Regions from separate parts of the Mus musculus genome. Here region 2 is linked to region 1. A link is a contact called in ENCODE Hi-C or POLR2A ChIA-PET data. All regions are on one chromosome and are shown on one strand. Each heading gives the region's core, a stretch centred on a gene start or an enhancer-like site at or near the end of the contact. The rest is flanking DNA. Distances are from core to core; before and after follow the strand shown. Region 1 has its middle 7.2 kb from the start of Gm23699. Region 2 holds the start of Smim6 (small integral membrane protein 6).

The links. A loop is a pair of places that touch in the nucleus more often than their neighbours do. ChIA-PET counts read pairs that join two places held with the same protein, here RNA polymerase II (POLR2A).
Region 2: a loop to region 1 is called in a map of left cerebral cortex, with 2.5 times the contacts of the local background. The contact joins the promoter of Smim6 here to the enhancer-like site in region 1. A Hi-C loop is called at or near these places in 1 of 37 maps with a recorded cell type or tissue (left cerebral cortex). POLR2A ChIA-PET finds 5 or more read pairs at or near these places in 1 of 5 experiments (Patski).

Annotation. Positions count from the first base shown.
Region 1 is chr11:115,732,653-115,736,020 of GRCm38, reverse strand. No RefSeq gene overlaps it. Among named protein-coding and RNA genes, the nearest start is that of Gm23699, 7.2 kb to the right of the region's middle. Within about 2 kb of position 1,493, at least 1 of the 3 ENCODE cell types and tissues checked has a DNase peak (open chromatin) inside an H3K27ac peak, as active enhancers do.
Region 2 is chr11:115,910,350-115,913,717 of GRCm38, reverse strand. It overlaps Smim6 (small integral membrane protein 6), which reads right to left and starts at 1,701. Exons shown (of 2, transcript NM_001162998.1): 1 at 1,262-1,701; 2 at 1-335. The coding sequence starts at 329. The coding sequence ends at 159. All of the region lies in intron 7 of Recql5 (RecQ protein-like 5), which reads left to right.

The DNA of each region.
Region 1 (3,368 bases), core at 244-2,743:
TATAAAGAAGTAGCTGGGCGTGGTGGCACACGCCTTTGATCCCAGCACTTAGGAGGCAGAGGCAGGTGGATTTCTGAGTTCGAGGCCAGCCTGGTCTACAGAGTGAGTTCCAGGACAGCCAGGACTACACAGAGAAACCCTGTCTCAAAAAACAAAACAAAACAAAAAGAAAGAAAGAAAGAAAGAAGTAAAGTGGGGAAGATTGGCTAGCTAGTGATGGTGCTTGCCTATAATCCCGGACTCCGGAGGCAGAGGCAGGCGGATCTCTGAGTTTTAGGTTATCAAGGTCTACAGAGTGAGTTCCAGGACAGCCAAGGGCACACAGAGAAACCCTGTCTCCAGAAAAATAAAATAAAATGAAGTAGAAGATTGGTCCCCTATTGCCCAGTTTTTCATCCCTGTCTCCTGGAGTCACTAATATAAATTTCCTGCATATCCTGCATATCTTTCCAGAAATTCTCCTTACCTCTTTTTTTTTTTTTTTTTTTAGATAGAATTTCTCTTTATATGGGGCTGGTGAGATGGCTCAGTGGGTAAGAGCACCCGACTGCTCTTCCGAAGGTCCGGAGTTCAAATCCCAGCAACCACATGGTGGCTCACAACCATCCGTAATGAGATCTGACTCCCTCTTCTGGAGTGTCTGAAGACAGCTACAGTGTACTTACATATAATAAATAAATCTTTAAAAAAAAAAAAAAAGAATTTCTCTTTATAGTCCTCTCTGTCTTGGAACTTGCTTTGTAGACCAGGCTGGCCATGAACTCACAGAGGTCCCCCTGCCTTTGGCTCCTAAGTGCTGGAATTGAAGGTGTGTGCTGCCGCCACCCCACCCCACCCCACCCCTGTGTGTCTTTTATTACCTTTTTTTTAAATATTTATTTTATGTATGTGAGTACATAGTCGCTGTCTTCAGACACACCATTACAGATGGTCCTGAGCCACCATGTGGTTGCTGGGAATTGAACTCAAGACTTCTGGAAGAGCAGTCAGTGCTCTCAACCGCTGAGCCACCTCTCCAGGCCCCAAATTTTTTTAAAAAGCATACTAAAAGTTAAAAGTTGGAAACCCTAAACTGCCCATCAACTGAGATCCAGCCAAAGAACCCCAGAAATCTGACCATCTCTTTAATGAATTCTCTGTGATTATTGGAAAAAAAGATTTCCGCTTGGGAAAAGATTCACAACATACCACATTAAATCACTGAGTTTTAAAAACAAATCAACTCTGGAAGGAAATTACTGTTGAAGAGCACTGGAGCACTGGATAGGATTATTTTCCCAAACACTCTGCTCTAAGCCGGGCCTGGGGTACAGGCCTGTAATCTCAGCTATTTGTAGGGCTGAAGTAGGAAGATCCCAAGTTCACGGTTGGCTTGGGCTACAGAGCGGGTTCCAGGCCAGCCCGGGCAAATTAAAGAGATGCTGCCTCAAAAATAAACCGTAAAAAGCCATTTGCAGTTATAACTCGGTGGCAGGGGACTTGGCAACCATCCCCAAGGCCATGGCTTCCACCCCCTGTACCAGGAACACAAAGACACAAACAAGGTGCCAGGCCAAGCATATGGCTGAGTGGTCTGATAATAAAAGCAGCTGCCTGTGCCGTCCTCTTGGGCCCTAAGTATAGGGAGTATTTTGACAGTGGATTTACTTTGCTGCCAGACTGGATGAAATCTTTCCAGCTATAATAAGACACATGGGCTCAGAAAAGCAATATGATTCAGAAGCAGGAATCATAACTCCTGAAGCAAAGAGCCCCTCTCCGGGAGACTCCTGGCGTCATCTTTCATGAAGGGTGTCAGGGAGGGGCCAAGGCAAGCTTGCAGATCTGAACTCTGGACTGCCGCTCATTCCCAGCATTCTCTGCTCGCCCAGCCCACATTGTCAGCATTCTCCTCCCTTTAGGTTCTCTTCTTGCCTCCTGGACACAGATACTTGAGGTCACATAGCGGCTCCTTCAGCTGCTTCAGGGTCCCAAGGAGAGGGTAGAGGGGATAATAATTGGAAACCTTATGGAAAGAACCCAAGGGTCCCTTCCGTGGCTGTCTGGGTCGGTTTCTGCTGGGCAGAATGCAGTTCTTTGAGATTTTTAAAAAGCGCATGTGTGTGTGTGTGTGTGTGTGTGTGTGTGTGTGAAGCTAAGAGAGTTCACCTGTCTCCAGTGTTCTGCCAAGAAAACATGTATCTAATCACCCCCAACTGAAAGAAACATATTTTAGTATTCAACATTTATATTTTTAAAGAGGGGGGTATAGGGAACTTTCGGGATAGCATTTGAAATGTAAATAAAGAAAATATCTAATAAAAAAAAGAAATAAAGATAGCCAAAGATTAAAAAAAAGAGAGAGAGAGAGGGGTGGGCAGCTACAGAACATGTATGCATACACAAACATGTATGCCCACACACACTAATAATAAAGAAAAAATTCCCAAAGAACAAAACACTATTGTACTGGCTGGTTTTGTGTCAACTTGACACAAGCTGGAGTTATCACAGCAAAAGGAGCTTCAGGTGAGGAAATGCCTCCATGAGATCCAGCTGTAAGGCATTTTCTCAATTAGTGATCAAAAGGGGAGGGCCCATTGTGGGTGGTGCCATCCTGGGCTGGTAGTCCTGGGTTCTATAAAAAAGCAAGCTGAGCCGGGCAGTGGTGGCACATGCCTTTAATCCCAGCACTTGGGAGGCAGAGGCAGAGGCAGAGGCAGGTGGATTTCTGACTTCAAGGCCAGTCTAGGCTACTCAGAGAAACCCTGTCTTGAAAGACAAACAAACAAACAAACAAACAAACAAAGCAAGCAAGCAAAGCAAGCAGGCTGAGCAAGCCAGGGGAAGCAAGCCACTGAGTAACATCCCTCCATGGCCTCTGCATCAGCTCCTGCTTCCTGACCTGCTTGAGTTCCAGTCCTGACTTCCTTTAGTGATGAACAGCAATGTGCAGGTGTAAGCTAAATAAACCCGTTCCTCCCCAACTTGTTTCTTGGTCATGATGTTTGTGCAGGAATAGAAACCCTGACTAAGACAAATTGGTACCAGCATAGTGGGGTATTCCTGTGACAACCAGACCAAGTTTTGGGGAGGACTGTGGAAGGACTTTGGAACTTTGGGCTAGAAGAGCCATTGCTTAAGAGCTCTGTGGGGTGTTCTGTAGGAGCTTGGAAAAGAATGTTGAGAACAGTGCGGACTTGTGAAATTTCAAAGGGAAGATTAAAGACTCTTATCAGGGCAGTTGCTATTTTGATTGTGAAGATTCTGTGGTTTTGGTTAGCTGGGGTGAAGAATCAGCTGTGATTAACAAGATACCAGAACTACTAAAGTGAAACTTTTGCATTACTGGGACTATTGATGCTAGTTAGCTGGAGCTAAAAAATTAG
Region 2 (3,368 bases), core at 452-2,951, 180 kb before region 1:
TGCCTTCCCACCTGGCTAACTGGCCAACCCCTAGGCAAGGTCCAATGGTTCCCAGAGATTCTTTCTTGAGCCAGAGGGAATGGAAGCCCACTGCTGGTCGGGGCTGAGCAGATCAGCCCCTCTCTCTCTGCTGCCTTCTAGGACCCGGAGGAGACGGATCACTCCTCTTCAAACACAGCCTTTTCCACATACCCAAACACAACAGCAAATAAGACGAAGAGCAGGAACGTGGAGGTGAACAAGCCAATCACTGTCAGGCCCCCCACATCCCACGGGTTCTTCCAGAAGTCTTCATTCTGGATGCTCCTTGGTGGTACCATTTGGCCCATGGAAATCTGGAAGAGAGGAGACAAGAGGCCCTGAGTGCAGAGAGCTCTGAAGTCCTTGTGCCCAGTGGTGCTATCCATGACACCTTCTGGACAGCTCGACACAGCTAGCTAGCCAACCCTGCGGGGATGATGAGTCTTTGGATTCAAAGTCTCTAATATCAAAAAGTGGGAAATAGCCGGGTGTGGTGGTTACACGCCTTTAATCCCAGCACTTGGGAGGCAGAGGCAGGTGAATTTCTGAGTTCGAGACCAGCCTGGTCTACAGAGTGAGTTCCAGGACAGCCAGGGCTACACAGAGAAACCCTGTCTCAAAAAAAACCAAAAAAAAAAAAAAAAAAAAAAAAAAAGTGGGAAATGGGATTTCCTGCTTAGAAGCTGCTGAGGGCTACCTCTAGAGTCTCTGAAAAACTCTGCTATGAGCCTGATATTTCTCCTGTCCCTGAGGCCTTCCTAGCTAGAACCTAAAGTGTACACCTGTAGGTCTCCTATTCTTATTGTCCCAATTCCCAGATGTTTGGGAGGCATTTTGAGAGCTTGGTCTATAAGCCTAGCTGGGTGATGGTGACTTAAGTCTCAGCTCCACAGAAGGCTGAATTCCTACTTGAGCCCAGGGATCCAGGCCGGCTGAGAACAGAAAACCCTATTTCAGCCCTGGCTGCTCAGCTCACAGTCTTCCACAAAGCCAGTTCCAGGGCGCCTGACACCATCTCCAGCCTCTGAAAATACCAGGAGTGCCTGTGTGGAAATGCATACGTAAGAACAGCACACACATAAATCTTAAAAAAGTCTTGGTGGTGGATAGGAAGAAAGCGTGGCTGAGTGTCCTTGGATGCAGCTGGGAGCAGGAGGCCTTGCCATATTACGGAAGTGGAGCTGGTGAGTGTGGGGCTGCAGCCGTTTGGGGAGTGGGAGAAGAAGAAAGATGTCATTACCTGGTTTTCTGTTAATAGTCTTGAATCTTCTGAGGACAAAGCAAGTCAGGCTGTCCTTCCGGCCTCAGACTTCAGGGTTCCTGGGTGGAAGAGGCTTCCAGGTGACCACAGCTTTGCCCCAACTCAGAGAAACTGCTGTTGGCAGCCCAGGGAGTTGCCAAATACTCTGACCACACCTTTGCTGCCACCACCAGAGCAAACAAGGGTGGGCTAGACTGGTTGCCTGGCAACTGCCACTCCCTCCCTCATTCCCTCCATTAGGATTCTACCCTTCTGTGATGGCATTGGAGGAGTTGAGTTTTAAGTCCCTGAGAGAGGTCAGCCTGAGTTAGGGTGAGAAGAGAGAGTGGGTCTGTGCCCCAGGCCGCCTGTCAGCCTCACTGATGAGAGCTGGGCCTTAGAGCCATTCAGAGCTCTCAGATCTCCCTGGGAGCACTCTTCTCAGAGCTCGTAGGGGAGCACTCTTTCCTTCCTTCCTGCGGTTTGGGTGAATGATTAACTGCACTTCTGGCAGGAACTGCCTGGAACAGGTTTCTGGGTAAGAGTAGGAGAGCTTATCACATGGAGCCTTTCCCCGCAGTACCTGCCTCTGGCATGGCCTCTGCTGGTTCTGTGGTTAGAGAGAGAGAGAAGAAGCTGGAGAGGGGGCGACCACACAACACACACACACATACACACATGCACGCACGTGCACACACACGCCTTGGAAGGGGACTAATTACACTGGCCTTGCTCGGAACTTGGCGGCCACTGTTGACTCCTTTCAGAGCTTAGGCATGTGGGCCTGCCATAGCCCGTTGTAAGATCAGAGAGGTGGGTCTTTGCCTCTGAAGGGCTTGCGTTCTAGTGCATCATCAATCCTGCCGTCAGAGTTTGGGAAATGCTCACTGAATAACAGTTTCTGGGATGCCAGGGTATCTGTCATCCAATCCTCTGGGGTCTAACCTGGAGTGGTGACAGGTGAGGAACAAGCTCAGGAAAGCGTTGTCGCCTGCCATTTCCTTGTGTAAAACTCACTGACTTCCTGGCCTGCCAGATGCACACAGCCAGCAGGCGGGACTCTGGCACACCCTGGTATGGTTTGTGCCCATCAGTTAAATGAGGTTCTTATCAAGAGTCAGTTGTTTGTTCCCAGACTGGTGTATAGCAGCTGAGCTTGTTTCTATGATAACAACGTTGACATGGTATCAACAGATGAAGCAGTAATGACAACCACAACTCCAATTTTACAGCAAGGACAGACAGTGTGGTTAAGCAACTTCGGTTGTGCAGCTGGTACAGTTGGAGTTTGGAGCCAGCTGTATAGTCAGCTCTTAGAGCAGATGACAGCTGTTGTCTCTATTAATACCTATGTGACCACTTTGCTATCACTCCATAGTCCCATCGAAACAATAGAAACATAACTAAACTTTGGCACATTTTGTAAAACTCGTGACATTAAATTTTTTTATACATTTTGTGCGTGTGTGCGCATGCTCATAAACACACACACACACACACACACACACACACACACACACACGTATGCCGTGGCCTCTGTGTGTATGGAGAAGGGGTAGTGGACAACTTGTGGAAGTAGGTTCCAGAAATTGAACTCAGGTCTTAAGGTTTGGTGGCCAGTTCCTTTACCCACTGAGCCATCTTGCTGGCCCCTCTCTGGTGACATTTTCTTTGTTTCTTTCTTTTCTTTTCTTTTCTTTTTTGTTTTGGTTTGGTTTGGTTTTTTTCGAGACAGGGTTTCTCTGTATAGCCCTGGCTGTCCTGGAACTCACTTTGTAGACCAGGCTGGTCTTGAACTCAGAAATCTGCCTGCCTCTGCCTCCCGAGTGCTCTGATTAAAGGCGTGCGCCACCACACCCAGCTGGTGACATTTTCTACTCAGTTTCTTTTGCAGGTGTGTTCAAACTCTTGCTCTAATAAAATTAAAACTACAAGGAAAAGGCTCGAGCAGAGCTAGACAGCAGCCCCTCCTCAGAAGGACTAGCCCACCCACAGAGGCACCTGTGCCCACATCAGAGGTACATGGGCTGGAGGGACAGTTCAACGCTAGGGGCACTTGTTGCATTTCAAAAGACCCTGGTTCAGGGCTCAGCGCTCACACCAGGTG